6 separate regions of the Homo sapiens genome follow, and regions 1, 2, 3, 5 and 6 are each linked to region 4. A link is a contact called in ENCODE Hi-C or POLR2A ChIA-PET data. All regions are on one chromosome and are shown on one strand. Each heading gives the region's core, a stretch centred on a gene start or an enhancer-like site at or near the end of the contact. The rest is flanking DNA. Distances are from core to core; before and after follow the strand shown.

Region 1 (2,765 bases), core at 217-2,716, 2.1 Mb after region 4:
TCCTTTGCAGCGTGGGCTAGGTTCCACCAAGCCAGACACAGTGAAAGTGAGTGGGTGGCCACAGGTGGAGGGCACAGTGGTGGATATGTTTTGTTCTTTTGGGGGCAGCTATGCTGGGGGCTGCACTAAGTGATGGGGCAGTGGTCCCAATGGAGTAGTAAAATTAAGTGTTTCTCGTGGCTGCATGGCTCCTGGCTGTGTAGGACTTAGACCCGTCATCTGTAAGCTCCTTCACCTCATGTAAACAAAACCCCTCTAGCTGGAGTGGTGTCTATTGTCTGCGACTAAGAACCCTTATATAAGGTATACTACTCCCCAACCCCATTAGTGGAAATCCCAAAGGGTAGGAACTGTATTTTATTTCACTTGTAAACAGCTCCCCTAGTAAGCATGTCAACAAAATATACACAATTCATTGAACCCCATAACATTTCAACGAATTCCTCATCCTTTCTGTGAATCAAGAGCCTGAAAAGAAATGGTGAAATAATATGATCCTCTCTTCTTTGAAAGCTCAAAGCTATGTTGGACCAGAAGTAAAGTGTTCTCGTTTCTATTTAATAACTTGAAAGGTTCCGAGGGGCCATTGAGGAAACTCCTCCCTTTTAATATCAATGTGTATTTATTGCAAAAATAATGTAGCATCGAGTGGTATTTTATAGCTTATCCAAAAACCTCCTGGGTTTAACGCATTGTGATAGTCCCGTTTTCTTCTCAGCCCAGGTCCTATGCATCCTCATCTATGCAGGGCTGTTATCTGCATATAATTTTTTTTTTTTTTAAGACAAAGTCTTGCTCTGTCGCCCCGGCTGGAGTGCAGTGGTGCAATCTCGGCTCACTGCAACCTCCGCCTCCCAGGTTCAAGCGGTTCTTCCGCCTCAGCCTACCGAGTAGCTGGGACTACAGGCATGCGCCACCACACCTAGGTGATTTTTGTATTTTTAGTAGAGACAGGGGTTTCACCATGTTGACCAGGCTGGTCTCGAACTCCTGATCTCAAGCGATCCACCCGCCTCAGCCTCCCAAAGTGCTGGGATTACAGGCATAAGCCACTACGCCCGGCCTCAATTTTGTATTGTACTTTTTCTTTCTTTCTTTAATAGAGACAGGGTCTCACTATGTTGACTAGGTTGGTCTAGAACTCCTGGGCACAAGCTGTCCGCCCGCTTCTGCCTCCCAAAGTGCTGGGATTGCAGGCGTGAACCACCGCCCCTGGCTACAGGTGCCTTCTTGTCTCAATTTGCCTTTGACCTTTCTTAGGGACTTGTTTTCTGCTTTTCCTGCTCTTTGTCCGCTGATCTCCTGGGAAGAAAGCTTCCGAAAAGGACACCGTTTCAGGGGCGAGTGACGCCGGGGTGCCCAGGCCGCGCCCCAGTTCCGGGTTTGCACCCGGTCTTCTTGCCCTGCCCCGCCCGCGGGACTACAGTTCCCAGGCGCCCCTGCGCGGCCGCGGCGCCGGCGCCGGCGTCGGTTGGGACGCGGAGCTGAGGAGCAGGGCCGGGCGCCATGGCACCGTGGGGCAAGCGGCTGGCTGGCGTGCGCGGGGTGCTGCTTGACATCTCGGGCGTGCTGTACGACAGCGGCGCGGGCGGCGGCACGGCCATCGCCGGCTCGGTGGAGGCGGTGGCCAGGTGAGTGGGCCCCGGGACGCCGCTGGGGCCGCCGAGCTCTAAGCTCAGCCCGCTCCCTGGCTGCCGGCAGGGGGCGGGGCGGCAGGGGGCGGGGCCGCGGCGCAGGCCCCGCCTCGGTCTCCCCCTTCCCACCCCGGTGCGCGCACAGTGCTGACCACGGACGACCCCACTGTTGCCCCCGGCGAGCACCAGGACTCTGCTGGTTAGGGCTGCGCGGTCAGACAGGGCGGCCACCTGGTACGTGCGCTGCTGAGCGCTTGACCTGCGGCCAGTCTGAATTGAGATGTGCTGTAAGCGTAAAATGCATACCGATTAACAAGACTTAGCCGGGCGCGGTGGCTCGCATCTGTGATTCTAGCACTTGCAGAGGCAGAGGAGGGAGGATCGCTTGAGGCTAGGGGGTTGGAGACCACCCTGGGCAACATAGGGAGACCCCGTCTCTGCCAAAAATTTAAAAATTAGCCGGGTGTGGTGGTGCACGCCTGTAGGCCCAGCCACTTGGGAGGCTGAGGCAGGAGGATCGCTTGAGCCCAGGAGGTCAAGGCTACAGTGAGCTGTGATCACCCCACTGTACTCTAGCCTGGACTGCAGAGCGAGACGGTCTCATAAACAAAACCCCCAAAAACACCAGACTTCGTGAGTAAAATGTAAAATAAAAACATGAAAATGGGTTATGTTGTTTGCCTGTTGAAATGATATACTTTTTGTTTGTTTTGTTTTGTTCTTTTCAGATGGAGTCTTGCTCTGTCGCCCAGGCTGGAGTGCAATGGCACGATCTCGGCTCACTGCAACCTCCGCCTCCCGGGTGCAAGTGATTCTCCCCCTTCAGGCTCCCGAGTAGCTGGGATTACAGGCACCCGCCATCATGCCCAGTTACTTTTTTTATTTGTTTTGTTTGAGACGGAGTTTTGCTCTTGTTGCCCAGGCTGGAATGCAGTGGTGCAATCTCTGCTGACTGCAACCGCCGCCTCCCAGGTTCAAGCGATTCTCCTGCCTCAGCCTCCTGAATAGCTGGAATTACAGGCATGTGCCACCACACCCGGCTAATTTTTTGTATTTTTAGTAGAGACGGGGTTTCACCATGTTGGGCAGGCTGGTCTCTAACTCCTGACCTCAGGTGATCCACCTGCCTCG
Region 2 (2,786 bases), core at 38-2,537, 2.7 Mb after region 4:
AATTAATTGCCACATAAAATTGCTGATTCCTACCAAATGAAGCTGTACGATTTATCAGCTCATGGATGGCGCAAACTCAATGGTGGTTTAACTACATCACCTGAGTTATTGCTGTGTTTTCTCTCAGTGACAGCTTTACGGGGAATGTAAGTTTTGCGAATTCATTCATGTAGGACAAACTTCCAAAGTAAACAAAAGCATTAAGCAGACACAGCTCTCCCGTGGCTATGTCACAGCGATTCTCAAAGCCACAGGGTGTCTGGGCAAGAAGGGTGGACACCCCGTGTAGGGACCCCTGCAGCAACTCCATCAGGCACGGTTTTCCCCCACCCCCAGGCTGCAGTGCCACCTTCCAGGGGTGCTCTCTGCTGAAGCCCTCAACCCCCCGCACCCCAACTTTAGAGGCCATCGTAATTTAATTATCCAACTCCAATTCCACATAGGAATCCAGTTATTTAAAATGCATTAAAAAAATAAATCACTGCCAGTAGGTTTTGTATTTTTGGCCAGGACAAAGAATTTATAAACAGCTTATATATATGGTGTGGAAGACAGTTAGATGGTGAATACCTCAGGGAACACCATAGTCTCCTCGGTTTTCACCAGAGTTTGCCTGGGAGCCGGGACATCCCTATCATTTTATGGGCTATTTCTGTTTTCTTCATCATTTGTCCCCTGTCCATTAGACAACAATGGATTGATCTTTTTCTAATCTGAATTAGGCCAGGCACAAACAGGTAAGTTACCTTCCGGTTTCCATAATTACGGGAACAGGCAAGTACTTCTTCCAAACTCAGGCCTTCAGAGAAAAATAACTGTGGTGGGAGGGGTGCAATCCCTGGGGAAACAGCGTTCTTGGTGAGGACAATGCTGAGGTCACCCATCGGTCTCCGAAGAATAGCAGTTCTACTTCTCAAGGGAAGAGAGCCCCAACTCTAAGAATTTCAGGTACATGAAAAAAAAGTGCCACAATCCATTGTCCAAGTTTGCCTTATGTTCTATTTATAGTCAGAGTGCGTGCTCTGAATCTGTTTTAGAATCATGTTCTTCAGGACAACTTGAAATAAAAATCAGAGAAGTTTAGTTTCAAAAAAGGCAGAGAGGTGACTATCCACCCAGGAGACTTCACCCATTCCCGCCACGCCAGTGTCCCCAGTCAGCCTTGACCCTGCTTCCCTGACTGTGTAGTGAGATGTGGGGATTCAGCCCAAGGCTTGTGGTTAAAGACAGAGGAAGAAAAGACAAAGAATGAAACCTTTCTGGTTTGGTGACTTAGCTCAGAGCTGGTCTGGCTCTTCTCTACTTTCTTGCCAAGTTTTGCATATTTGGGATTTCAGTTTCACAAGCTTCCCCACCTCACTGGTTTTACTGCTTAACGAGCAGAGAATATGCTCTAATGATTATCTGAAACACACCCACAGGTAACCACAACTGTTTCACACAGAACAGGAAATGCCCAGCAAAGAAACTCTCACTTGATGATGAAATGTTTGCCACTAGAAAATACATCGTACTGTCCCCATTCCATGGGCTCCCCAAACCACTCTGCACAAAAACTGTGGTTGCGGAGGGGCTGCTTGACAGACTGTTCTTTGACTGGGCTCTTCAGGTTCCAGTCTTTCCAGGGAGGTCCAGCCATCATCAGATCCAAATGGAAGTCTTGCAACTGGGGCACTCTGCTTGAACTCAAATGCCCCCAACAAGAGCCTTGTTCTCTTTGTGATGATTTCCTGTGCTGCACACATGAATCTGTGCTTTTCTCAATGTGCACTTTTTAAAAAATTGAAAACAACCCAAGGATGAGTCAACATTTTAATGCAGCTCATACCTGACTGTCAACTTCAGCAAAATAAAGGGAAGGAAGAGCAAAGCCCGCAGGGGCTTTGGGGAAGGCGAGGTGGCGAAGGGAAGAGGCAGGATCCGGCTAACAAATGCCAGTATCAGGGAAATACCAAGTCCACATCCTGCGCAGTCAGCTCCCCAGGATTTGTTTTTGTGGGTCTCTGAGCTGAGAGCTAAGGGGGCCGGAGGGAGAAAGTGGGAGGTAAAGTTAGAGGAGGGACTCACTGTAGGAGCACACTGCCAGCTCTTGTGGCCAGCCCCAGTGGAAAAGAAATCCCACTAAATTTACATCCATTCGTGCTCCATATGAAGAAGCTGAGGGTCACTGTCCTCTTCTAGCTATTTCATTCAGCTGGCTTTCCAGTCTATCAGAAAAATGCCATCATCGGCTGGGTGTGGTGACTCTCACCTATAATCCCAACACTTTGGGAGGCTGAGGTGGGCGGATAGCTTGAGCCTAGGATAGCTTGAGACCAGCCTGGGCAACATGGCGAAACCCTGTCCTAAGAAAAATACAAAAATTAGCCTGGCTTGGTGGCATGCGCCTGTAATCCCAGCTACCCAGGTGGCTGAGGTGGGAGGATCGCTTGAGCCCAGAAGGCAGAGGTTACAGTGAGCCCTGATTGTGCCATGGCACTCTAGCCAAAAAAAAAAAGCCGTCATCTTCTTGATGGTGAACTCCCTCTAATGCTCAGGCTGATGTCCTAACACCCAGGACAACGTCTGAGTGACCAGTGGCTCTTGGCTGAGGGATGTGAGCTATGAGCCCCTACATCACAGCTTCTGTTAACATGGCGATGGCTAGGCACAGGCAGCCACCCCTCTACCAAGCCACATCCCAAATCCTAACCCCAGCAGAGCCAGAGACTCAATGCTTTGTGTCACATGGAGCTACCAACATCAGGACCAGCGAGAAATCGGGAAAACATCAAGTCAGAACGTCC
Region 3 (2,700 bases), core at 62-2,561, 2.8 Mb before region 4:
TAATTTTAGCCAACTCTGAAGCTTTCGACGCACAAACAGATTAGGAAGAGGCAACACCTAGAGAGCAAAAGGAGTTTAACAACTGGTTGTCAGTTTAGCGTAGGGAGCGCTCAAAGTAAACTTCTTTATCCAAGAAGGGAAAGATGCTCGGGCAGCAAAAGGTATCCCTTATGTACTTCAAAAGTAGCGGGCGCTAGGCGGGTGTTTCTGACAGCGTGGGCGGGGGCACGTGGGGCATAAAGAGAGAAGGGGCTTGAGTGGTGAAAGAGTGTCCTGCTTCCTCCGAGAGCTTAGCTGGGGAGAAGAGCTGGGAGCGACTCGAGCTGAGGACGTGGAAGGGGTGAGTGCTAATTCCTCAGGGCCCGCGGGGCCCACCCCCGGGCCCACCCCCAATCCTACCCCCGCCAGGCCCTTCCCCCGTGGGCGCCGGCAGCTCCAGGCCCAGCCCAGGGCGTCCAACGCGGAGGGGGTGCAGGAGTTCTCCTGGGCCTGACAGCCTCAGCCGTGCAGAAACCCGGCCTAGGGAGGGCATGCAAAGAAGGACGCCAGAGAAAAAGGTCGAGACAAGCCCCAGACCCCAGGAAGTGACTGTTTGGGGGAAGGGAGGATTTCCTTCCCAAGGAAAAGGGGACAGATGAGGAATGCACTTCGCGTCCACGCCGCCCTGGTCAGGGAGCCGCCTAGAGTCCCGGCTTCGGCCCAGTCTCTCCTGCTCCCTCCCTTAGCGTCCCGCGGTGCCCGGGCCTCTTGGCGCCTGGCACCCCTCGTCTCGGGTACTCACAGAGTCCGGGGCTGCCCGTCGTCTTCCATCATGGTGGGTGCGACGGAGCGATCCCGGGACAAGGGGGAGGGCAGGGTTGGGGAGGGGAGGGGGTGGGGAGGAAGGGGAGGGGGGCTCTGGGCACCGGCTGGGGACAGAGGAAAAGGCACCGAACCCTGCTCTCGGGCTCTCTCCCCCCAGCCCGCTCCGGACACTGCGCTCCAACCAGGAGGAGCAGGAGGAGGAGGAGGATGAACAAAATGGCCGCCGCCACCAGCCAGGCAGGAAACAGGGCAGAGCGCAGGCGCGACCCGCCAGGTCACCGCTCAGGCCAGCCGCGACAGCCTGCAAGGGGGACGACCGAGGGGAGAGAAAAAAGGGCCGCCGAGGAAACCCTGGGACCCGCTCACGACGGATCACGTCGTCGCTGTGGGCCTCTGGCCGGCCGAAGCCCAGCCAGCTCCGGGAGAGATCGGGCAAAAAGAGAAACGTCGTGAAGCCGAAGTCTCTGGGAATTGTGGTCCTGGAAATGAGAGAGGGAAGCACTTCTGCAGAGGACTTCTGGAACCTGTGGTTAAGAGGAGCCGCCGGCGCCCACCCGCGCTGGGACGTGAAGAGGAGACTTCTGGGTAGTGTAGTCATACGTGAGGACGTGCGACGACCAGGAAGTCGGCGGGCTGGGAGGTAAAGGGAAGAATAAAAGCGACATTGAAAGGCGGGGAGACCAAGTGGGGAAAAGCGCTGTCTGGGAAAGCGAACTACAAGTCCCAGAGTTCCTCGCGCCGGGGGCTGTCCTCGGACTGCTCCAGGCATTGTAAGGCTCTTCTGTTGGCCCAGTCTGAGCTGCTGCTCCGCCTTCGTCCAGCCCGAGAGCGGTTTCTTCAACTGTGGCTCAGGCAGCACTCTCCCTCCGCGTGGTGTCCGAGCCAGCAGGGCCGTCCGGCCCTCCTGTGTTCATCAGAACGGCTGGCTCGCGTTAGTCAACCGCCGCTTCGCGCGACAGTCAGAAGAGAGGCTGTGCTGGCGGGGACCCGGAGGGGTTGGGGTGTTTTGGGGACTCGATTTCCCACAAATAGGTATTTCTAGCCTATTTGTTAAATACAAGTAGGTGGCCTGCTTGTAAATTGCTTTACAAGTTTCAGAGGTTTCCCTATCAAATGTCTCATCGGATAGTGGGGTAAGAAGAGGAGCCCTATTATAATGACTTGCCCAACTCCCCCCGTATTCTTGGAGTTAAAAGAAAAAAAAATCCTTGGGCAGAGACGTGCACAAACATAAAGTTGCGTTTACAGACATCAGTCATGTGGGCTAGAAACGCAGTTTTGCATGAAGATAGGGGAAGCCATGTTCATACTAGCTCTGCATCCCTGTAGAATTTGTCTTCTCACCCCCCACAACAGTTCCTGGTGTGCTTTTTTCCTCCTCTAAGTACCTTCAGGAGAAAGTACTTGGTCTTGTAGCTTAGTGAAGAGTGGCGATGAAGAAAGATCTTTCAGCCCATTGCCAGAACTTAACTGCCCCGGTTAGTAATGGCTTAAGAGTTGCTTCTGCCGACATGTACTAAGTGCATGTCGACCTCTGCAAGTGGCGGTGCGTATGCGTGCCACTGAACATTAATCTTGAAAGCAGAATCAACCATGCAGCAAGCCCTTATGTTGTCCATTTTCAGGGGAGGAAATTTCAACCTGAAAGACTTCATAGAGACACGGCAAAGGAGTTGAGCCCCATAAGAGTCCGTAGGAACAACAAAAGGCTCAGACGCCAGGACCCATGGCTAAAATGTATGGGCTGGGGATGCGGGCGGGAGCGGGGGGAAGGGAACTAAAGCTAGAGAGGACCTTGTAGAACCGTGTTGTCAAGAATCTATTTCATGCTGAGGAATTTGAGCTTTCTCTTCCAGGCAGTGAGGAGCCACTCAAAGGTTTTGTCTATGTTTTTAA
Region 4 (2,700 bases), core at 102-2,601:
AGGGCTGTTCTTCACTACACCTCTGATTCAGATAACAGGTAGGCTTCCTCTAAGATTTTAATAAAGACAAACTCAAAATCCTGTATGATGCCCCATGAAGAGAAACAAGTCAGGAGGCCAGGCTGAGCCCCCAGACTTCTAACCCAGTTCGCAAATAAAGAAAGTGGCAAAGTAGATAGATTCCAGCCTGTCACCAGGGTTGTGTCTTCTGTCCTAGCAGCTGTACAGCTTGTCTTACCACTGGACATTTGTTTCATGTACATTTTCACATAGGAAGGATATTCTAAAAGATGTTGATAAAGATTTTTTAAAGGGTTTGAAGGGGATAGGATGTGATCTAAGGTTGTGCAAGGAGAGGAAAGGAAGAAGCACACAAAAAGAACAAATATTTATTAAGAGCCTAGAGTGGCATGCGCTGTGAAAGGCGTGGCATGTAATTCTTTCCCAGTTCTTTGCCTGTCTGAATATTTCTCATTCTTCAGGTTTCAGCTCAGATATCACATCCTCAGAGAACTTGCCTTGCCACTCTCTCTGAAGAGCCTCCCCCCGTCCCCGCCACCGCTACTGTCTCTTGAACTTTCTCAGTCTGGCCATTCTATTAAAATCTGGAACGATTTTGCTAGTTTGCGGACGAGTTTCCCCCAAGCTGCAGGCTCCATAAGGGCAGTGACAGTGTCTCTTTCTCAGATGAATGCCGGGTTGCCTATCGCGTACTTGGCACACAGTTAAGTGCTCGAGAAATTGCTAAACACTCAACGAATATTTACCAGAATACATATTTATGCTCCACCGTTGCTGAAAGAATTTCGACTAACCCTTCTTTAAGTCTCTCTTACCCTCCTGTACTATTAACACCATTGTAAGTAGGCAGTGGAGCTACATTTGCAGGGAGAGAGAAGAGCGAAAAATTGGCGCGCAGAGCTGTAAAGCGTTTTTCTCCAGGTCACACCGCAGCCTGTAAATTTGTGACACTTGGACCGATTATGGGACAGCTTGCAAACAAATTATCTGCAAACTAACGAAGCCTATTTTTAAAGATCCCTGTTCCTCGCAGCTCTAGGCGATGACATCAGAGAACCCGGAGTTCTACCTCCGAGCCAAGCCCAGTGGTGGTCAAAAACTACGAATACCAGGAAGCACCGCGGCGCGGCGGCCCAGAGCTCCGCGCGCAGGCCTCCCCGGCGCGCCGAGGCCGCCGCCGCTGGAACCAGGAAGACGCCAGAAACTCGGCCCGCCACGCCGCAGGGACCCGCGCGGGGCCTGCCGGGACTCGTAGTCTCTGCGGGCTGGGAGCGCCCGCTCCGGAATCTCAGCCGCCGTCTGAGGGCTGAGGCAGCGTGGGGACGCGTGCGCAGTGCGCGGGCTGGCCGTCGCGGACGCCGCTCCGGGCAGCCGAGCCTCTGTGGGAGCCGGGGCCGCGGCGGCGCGGGTGCTCCGGGCCGAGGCCGCGGTAAAGTTTAGCTTGAAGAACGCGGCCGCGCTGGAGCAGGGGTGGTGGACGGGGCCAGGCGCGAGGTGGCGGCGGCTGCGGGGCTGCCGGGCTGCTGGAGCGCGGTTCCCGCTGTGGCGAGCGGGGAGGCGTCCGCAGAGGGGCGGTGGGTGCTGGTGAGTGCGGAGCCGGCGCCCCCTCTGCGCACGTCCGCGCCACGCGCCACAGCACCTGGAGGCCGCCGGGCCGGCTCACCTGCCCTGGCTTGGGGCAGCGGGAGGGGGCGGCGTCTTCTTCCCGTGGGTCCCCGATTGTTTTCCCGACGTCAGCCCTCAGCGGCGCCCGGCGGGGGAGGGCGGGAGGCCCGCGGCGGTCGCGGGGCCGACGAGCTCCTCGGCGTCTCCGCCCCCCGAGAAATCCCGCTCGGGGCGCGGTGCGCGCAGCTGCCCGGGGATTCCCGGTGGCGCCGGTCGGAGCGCCTCCCTCCAGGGCTGTGCCCGCGGGGCGCGCGTCCCCGGGCATCCTTTCCTGGTGTTTAATGCATTTTGGCTTCAGGACTTGCCGAGGCCGAAGCCGGCTCCGCCCTGGGCCCTGAAGTCGGGCGGTGTCCGCGATTTACCTCCGCACCTTCGGGGCAGGTGGCCAGAGGCAGCGTTGAAAGCGACTTGCCCAAGGTCACGCAGGTGGCACCGGGGAGGCGACCAGACCCAGGTCTTTCGACGCCGAGGCCAGCTGCCAACCGCAGAGCTTTGGGGCCGTCTTGAGTGGTTTGTGGTTTGTTTCAGATGCTTTCTATTGACCTCCTGGAAAGAGGGGAAAGTGTGTCATAATGAAAGCGGTCCTGTTGCTTATAGTGTTTACCGCCTTTGGTAGAATTCTGGTGAGGCTGTGCCCCCGCGCAGAGCATCTACCGTGGTCTGGGCGTATAAATAATGAAACTCCTTTGCTCTCTGGGGGCAGTACAAGAAGAGGTTCAAGGAACAAATAAATATCCAGGCAGTTTCTGCGTTTTCCTCGTCTGTTTGTTTCACCTTCCAATTCTGCAGTACTGGTTTTCTTATTTTACAATTGATCGTTGTTTTAATAAGATTTTCTTTGTTTTAATGAAGTCATTGCCCCTTGTGAGTTAGTTTTCTAAATAGAAAATCTTATTTCCTGTGTGTTTAATGACTGGAACAAATAGTGCACTATGAGGTTTACACCATTGTCTTTCATCTTAGAACTCCTGATCAATCTGCTTTATTTTCCCAAGTACTCAGCTTGCATACTTT
Region 5 (2,700 bases), core at 11-2,510, 2.0 Mb after region 4:
AAGGAGTCTATTGTTATTTCACATGGCTAAGAGCGATTGATTACAATCTAAAGAACAGTTCCGGGGTTAACTGAAAGAACTAGCTTATCCACAGAAACCCTTTCAATCCCAGAAGGAGAAATTTAGAATTTGGAAACTGAACATTAGTCATTTCTTAAGGTAAAGCCACTTCATTCCAAAGTCACTGTCTGTTCGCCCTTAATTTATCACCGTAATTTATCTAAGAGGTAAAACTGAACACCGAAAAGGTAAGATGTAGAGTGACAAAAGGAGACGGTGGGTCACAGGGCGAGTGCCCAGGTGACTTCGGGCCTCAGTCCTCTCGCCAGCAAAGGGCGGACAATGACCCCTCCCGTCCCGCCCGGGAAGGCGATCGAGGAAACGCACTGGCCAGGCCCATTTACTGATGCTCAGCAGGGTTTGCAAAAAGCCCCCAACGGGAGGTTTTCATGCTGAAAGTCCTGTTGCCCCCCCATCCCCCACCATCTAATTAACCTGCACGTTACTGTAAGGAAGGTTCTGCTTCCGTAATTTTCTTTATTTCGACAGAGGCTGGAGAAAAAAAATCATAGGCTGGAAGAGGGGAGCGATGGGCAGGCCGATCTGCAGGGCGCAGGAGCAGGCCGGGAGGACCCAGCCCTCCAAGGCTGCATCAGCGCCCCCGCCGCGTGACCAGGGCCACCGGTTTACTGCACAGCTCCCCCGTCCCCAGAACGCAGCCTCCCCGCCAACCCCAGGAACCAAGGGTGCCCAAAGGCCTCCTACCCGGAACCCCGGGGCGCCTCGGGGTCTCTGGGCCGGGTGGGCCGAGTCCTGGCCTCCACAGGCCGCGAGCGCAGGGGGCGGCGGCTCCGCCCGGTCTGGCAGGCGGGGCTGCCACATCCTCAGCCTCTCCCTGCCGCCCGCCCGTCGGCCGCTCTGGGCTGGAACCAGGACTCCGGCCTGCAAGCCGTGGGTCGCCACGCCCCTGCCCCCTGAAGCTGCGCGCCGGCCGGAGACTCCAGGGCGCCCGGGTCCGAGCCGCCCGCAGAGTAAACGGGCCGCTGAAGCGGGGCTCGTTCCCCGGCCGAGGCCCAGCGCGCCCCCTCAGCCAGCATCCCCCGAACCCGGGCCGCGGCCACCCCGCGCCCGCCCGCCTCCCCCGCCGCTGTCAGGGAACCCCGGCCAGGGCCCGAACCAGAGCCCCAGGACAGCGGCGCCCAGACGGTACCTGACAGCGCCTGAGGACAACCGGGTACACGCGGCGTCTATGAAGCGCAACAGTGACGCCGGAGAGTCACTGCAACTTAAAGGCTGATTCTGCCCCGCCCCCAAGACACCCTCGCCGCTCATTGGCTGGGGCGGAGGGCAGGATACCAATCGCGTGGGTCCCGTCCTCCGCCCCGCCCTCCGGCCGCGCATCAAGGATCTTTGCTCCTCCCGCGGATTCGATCCGCGCTCGCGCCTCCTGAGCCCGCCGGCCTGTACCTGAGCTCAGGCCCCTCGGTCGCCTCCTCTGGCGGGACGAGAAGAGTCCTTGTCCGCCCTTGCTGACGAGAAGACTGAGGCCCGAAAAGGAAAAGTCTGTTGGGCCCCCCACTGCGCGGGCCGGGTGTGGCTGGAGGCCGAGAGACGTGAGGCTGGACCGCCCGCCCTGTGCTCCTGGAGGGAGGGACCAGCCCCAGCTCTGCCCCAGCCACAGCTGCGGGAGCCCCATGCCCTTGAACCCTGATGCGCCGCGCGGCTTAGTTGTGCCTCTGAATCCACCTCCAAAAGTCGTCGCTGCCTATGGAAAACACACTGCCCACCTGTTCGCAGCTGCTGTCAGATAATTGAGTGGCAGCAACCCACTCACAGTACAGATTTGCCTGTGGTGCCCTCCACAGCCGGTTATTAAATTCAGAACACAAAATAGATATTCCGGGACAACCTCATGTTAGAATCGGAAGGGACTTGGACTTCACTTAGCCCACAACAAGATGTTAAATATTGGAAAACAGAGACCCAGAGAAGGAAAGCGACTTACCCAGTCATCCAACAGTAGGGGCAGTCTGGTCCTGTGTGCCCCTCGCCACCCCTCTCAGAGGGCAGGCGCTGGCAGCTGCCGGCACCACACTCCATTAGACCACAATGACCAGTCGGGGGCCCAGCTGGAAACAGAGGGCACACTCCAATGTGAACATTTCCTAAAACGTGGTGGTGGGGGCCCGTGGTTCATGCCTGTAATCCCAGCACTTTGGCAGACCGAGGCAGGAGGATTGCTTGATCCCAGGAGTTCCAGACCAGCCTGGGCGACACAGTGAGACCCCGTCTCCACAAAAAAAAATAAAAATTAATCTGGTGTGGTGGCACACCTATGTTCCCAGCTACTCCAAAGGCTGAGGTGGGAGGATCACTTGAGCCCAGGAGGTTGAGGCTGCAGTGACCTATGACTGCACCACTGCACTCCAGCCTGGGCAACAAAGCAAGACCATCTATCTTAATCAACCAATCAATCAATCAATGTAGGCAAGTAAACCACAAGGGATGGAGAAATAACCTGGGTCTCATGCACCAGCGAGGGCCATTATCCATCCTAGGCCCAACGGCCTCCAAGTGGGGTTTCCAGAATTCCAGAACCCAAAGAGAGGAGTGTGGGAAAGGCTATCTGGTCACCAAAGTCATCAGCAACTGCATGGGAAGGAGCTGGACAATGAGCATCTCCTGTCAGGCTTCCACATG
Region 6 (2,700 bases), core at 108-2,607, 2.5 Mb after region 4:
GGTGGACATAGAGGAAGGTCACAGGATGGTACTATGTTCCACAAAACTGTGTCCTGTACTGCATGCATACAGATTAGGCAACATTATTAAATACGTTTATTTCCTTTCTTTCCTTCCTTCCTTCCTCCCTCCCTCCCTCCCTTTCTTTCTTCCTTTTTTTTTTTTTTTGAGACAGAGTCTTGCTCTGTCGCCCAGGCTGGAGTGCAATGGCGTGATCTTGGCTCACTGCAACGTCTGCCTCCCGGGTTCAAGCAATTCTCTTGCCTCGGTCACCCGAGTAGCTGGGATTACAGGCACCCACCACCACGACTGGCTAATTTTTTGTATTTTTAGTAGACATGGGGTTTTGCCATGTAGACCAGGCTGGTCTCGAACTCCTAACCTCAGGTGATCCACCTACCCGGGCCTCCCAAAATGCTGGGATTACAGGAGTGAGCCACCGCACCTAGCCTGTTACATTGCATTTTCTACTGTTAAGATGTTTTTTCCACTTGGGAATCATGTTGATCATACACAGAGAATGGAAGATACGTTGCAGTTTATACAAATGACATTTTCTGCAACGCGTCTGAGAACATGTTCTTGTAACAACTGAACATTTCTAACATTTCTTTTGAGGGGAACACCCATTTTATAACACTTTCTACTTAAAAGCACAGATCCCTCAAAGACCCTGAGTAAGCTGGATCCGTTACCATTTCCTTTAGCAGAGCGCCTTCGATTTCCCTTAGCTGCATATGTCCACCTCTGCGGGGGGCTCCACAGCCTCAGCCTGATCTTTCCGTCCTAGGCCTGATTATGGACTGCCAAGACTTTTTGGAGAAAGCAGTTTCTTGTCGCTCTTCTTTTTTCATTCTTCTTGATTTGCTTCCCTCTAACTATTGTCCCGAATCTCCTCCAGTTTCCAGAGCAACCCTCAGCAGGAGACTCTGTGCTTGATTCACCAAGGAGGAGAAAGGGTTTGAACTCCACTCCATCACCTCTGTCTCACCCACCAAAACCTCCCTAGAGCTGTTTTTCACAGCTTCCTCTCCTCGTTTCTGAGGAAGATAGGGCTTTCTTGCTTGCCAACACAAATCACTGTGCTCTGAATTTTACCTCCCTTCTGGATTTCAGTCCTTTTACCCCCTCTACATCTCTCCTCCATTTATAAAAGTGCTCAGAGATGCCCATTCTTTAAAATAAATACCTAAAAGAAAACAAAACCTTTCCCTTATTTTTGTTACTGCCCTAATCTAGTCTTATATCTCCTGCTTTCCTTTCACTGCCAGACGTCTTGGACTTGTGGTTTATAATCACATGGCTTCAGCTTTTGAAACTTGGCTTCTCTCCCTACCATCCTACTGAGAACTGTTCTCTAGAAGGTCACTGAGTCTCTTGTTTGTCAGATCCAGTGGCCTTTCCTCCGTTCTAATGCTCGAAATCTGTAGCATCTGACAATTTTTATTACCATGTGCTTCAGGCTCACTGTACCCTCGGCTTCCAGAACACCGTACTACCAGCTTCATCTCCTACCTTTCTGACCACTCCTCTTTTTTTTTCCTTCGGTAGTTCTTTCTTCCCCACTCCTGTGGCTTCCATACTAAATTCTACATAGAGAGCTCCCTGATGTTGATCTCCAGGATTGCCCTACACATTTCAGACCAGCATTTCCCCCACCAGCCATTCCCTTCCTCCTGAGTCCAGGATCTCCTGATTCAAGGGTCCACATCTCCTCTGACCCAGTTCCTCTCTTGCGTGTCCCACTGTTGCACATACTGCCGTCACTCAGAGTTCACGGACTTTTTTTTTTTTTTTTTTTTTGGTGACAGGATCTTGCTCTCTTGCCCAAGCTGGAGTGCAGTGGCATGATTATAGCTCACTGCAGCCTTGAACTCCTGGGCTCAAGCAATTCTCCCTCCTCAGTCTCCTGAGTAGCCAGGACAACAGGTGTGAGCCACTGAGCCTGGCAGGTTAAAAATTATTTTTTGTAGCAATGGGGTCTCATTATGTTGCCCAGTTTGGTCTTGAATTCCTGGCCTCAAGCGATCTTCCACCTTGGCCTTCCCAAGTGCTAGAATTACAGGCATGAGCCACTGCTCCTGGCCCACTCTCTGACTTTTGATTCTTTCTTCTGCCTCAGAGTTAGTCACTGGCAAATTCTGAACATTGCACTGTCTCCCATTTCACTCTTGGCCCTCCTTTCCATTCCCACAGCTACTTTGGTTTTAGGTCCTTGTCTCTTCTCTGCCCCTGTTTCTACTTCTGCCCTCATTTGTCTCACAGACATTCCAGGTAAAGGTGGGCAGCTCCAATACTGGCACCTTCCTGCTCAAAACCTCTTTATGGCTTTCTACTGTTAATGGAACTACAGATCCACAATTTTGCATGCAAAACTTTCACAAAAATGCAATATGGATTTATGAACTCTACAGTTAGTTTGGGAAAAACTGAAATGAAAGCCAGAACAAACTATCAACAAAACTATACTGTCTCTACCCTTTACTACAAAGGTTTTTTTTTTTTTTGAGATAGGGTCCTGCTCTGTTGTCCAGGGTGTAGTGCAGTAGTGCCATCATGGCTCACTGCAGCCTGGACCTCGCAGGCTCAAGCAATTCTCCTGCCTTGGCCTCCCAAAGTACTAGGATTAGAGGCATGAGCCACTGCACCCAGCCTAATATAAGGTTTCTAAGAAAAGGAAATTAAAAACCCCAAAAAGAC

Evidence for each region. A loop is a pair of places that touch in the nucleus more often than their neighbours do. ChIA-PET counts read pairs that join two places held with the same protein, here RNA polymerase II (POLR2A). Pooled maps may share reads with other maps.
Region 1: a map of CD8-positive, alpha-beta T cell shows a loop between it and region 4 (11-fold over the local background). The contact joins the promoter of LHPP here to the promoter of PLEKHA1 in region 4. A Hi-C loop is called at or near these places in 3 of 168 maps with a recorded cell type or tissue (B cell, CD4-positive, alpha-beta memory T cell and CD8-positive, alpha-beta T cell), 1 of 37 single-sample maps with no recorded cell type and 6 of 50 pooled maps.
Region 2: a loop to region 4 is called in a map with no recorded cell type, with 16 times the contacts of the local background. The contact joins the enhancer-like site here to the promoter of PLEKHA1 in region 4. A Hi-C loop is called at or near these places in 8 of 37 single-sample maps with no recorded cell type and 6 of 50 pooled maps.
Region 3: a map of B cell shows a loop between it and region 4 (12-fold over the local background). The contact joins the promoter of TIAL1 here to the promoter of PLEKHA1 in region 4. A Hi-C loop is called at or near these places in 2 of 168 maps with a recorded cell type or tissue (B cell and CD4-positive, alpha-beta memory T cell) and 6 of 50 pooled maps.
Region 5: a map of CD8-positive, alpha-beta T cell shows a loop between it and region 4 (6-fold over the local background). The contact joins the promoter of OAT here to the promoter of PLEKHA1 in region 4. A Hi-C loop is called at or near these places in 1 of 168 maps with a recorded cell type or tissue (CD8-positive, alpha-beta T cell) and 9 of 50 pooled maps. POLR2A ChIA-PET finds 5 or more read pairs at or near these places in 1 of 52 experiments (activated CD4-positive, alpha-beta T cell).
Region 6: a loop to region 4 is called in a pooled map, with 6 times the contacts of the local background. The contact joins the enhancer-like site here to the promoter of PLEKHA1 in region 4. A Hi-C loop is called at or near these places in 4 of 168 maps with a recorded cell type or tissue (CD4-positive, alpha-beta T cell, CD8-positive, alpha-beta T cell and naive thymus-derived CD4-positive, alpha-beta T cell) and 10 of 50 pooled maps.

What each region holds. Positions count from the first base shown.
Region 1 is chr10:124,460,357-124,463,121 of GRCh38, forward strand. It overlaps LHPP (phospholysine phosphohistidine inorganic pyrophosphate phosphatase), which reads left to right and starts at 1,467. Exons shown (of 7, transcript NM_022126.4): 1 at 1,467-1,631. The coding sequence starts at 1,507. RefSeq lists a silencer at 1,347-1,806.
Region 2 is chr10:125,063,589-125,066,374 of GRCh38, forward strand. The region is part of intron 2 of CTBP2 (C-terminal binding protein 2); the gene reads right to left. Among named protein-coding and RNA genes, the nearest start is that of MIR4296, 32 kb to the left of the region's middle. Within about 2 kb of position 1,288, at least 15 of the 41 ENCODE cell types and tissues checked have a DNase peak (open chromatin) inside an H3K27ac peak, as active enhancers do.
Region 3 is chr10:119,595,653-119,598,352 of GRCh38, forward strand. TIAL1 (TIA1 cytotoxic granule associated RNA binding protein like 1) reads right to left here and starts at 1,312. Exons shown (of 12, transcript NM_003252.4): 1 at 782-1,312. The coding sequence starts at 813. It overlaps LOC105378512 (a long non-coding RNA gene), which reads left to right. Exons shown (of 2, transcript XR_946358.3): 1 at 1-340; 2 at 962-2,700. RefSeq lists silencers at 325-424, 835-944 and enhancers at 543-1,541, 955-1,544, 1,542-2,539, 2,435-2,524.
Region 4 is chr10:122,373,357-122,376,056 of GRCh38, forward strand. It overlaps PLEKHA1 (pleckstrin homology domain containing A1), which reads left to right and starts at 1,352. Exons shown (of 12, transcript NM_001001974.4): 1 at 1,352-1,450. RefSeq lists silencers at 1,060-1,209, 1,350-1,459, 1,500-1,569, 1,590-1,749, 1,760-1,959.
Region 5 is chr10:124,417,663-124,420,362 of GRCh38, forward strand. It overlaps OAT (ornithine aminotransferase), which reads right to left and starts at 1,261. Exons shown (of 10, transcript NM_000274.4): 1 at 1,211-1,261. RefSeq lists silencers at 821-1,360, 1,303-1,962 and an enhancer at 1,936-2,450.
Region 6 is chr10:124,910,560-124,913,259 of GRCh38, forward strand. No RefSeq gene overlaps it. Among named protein-coding and RNA genes, the nearest start is that of ZRANB1, 30 kb to the right of the region's middle. Within about 2 kb of position 1,358, at least 4 of the 41 ENCODE cell types and tissues checked have a DNase peak (open chromatin) inside an H3K27ac peak, as active enhancers do.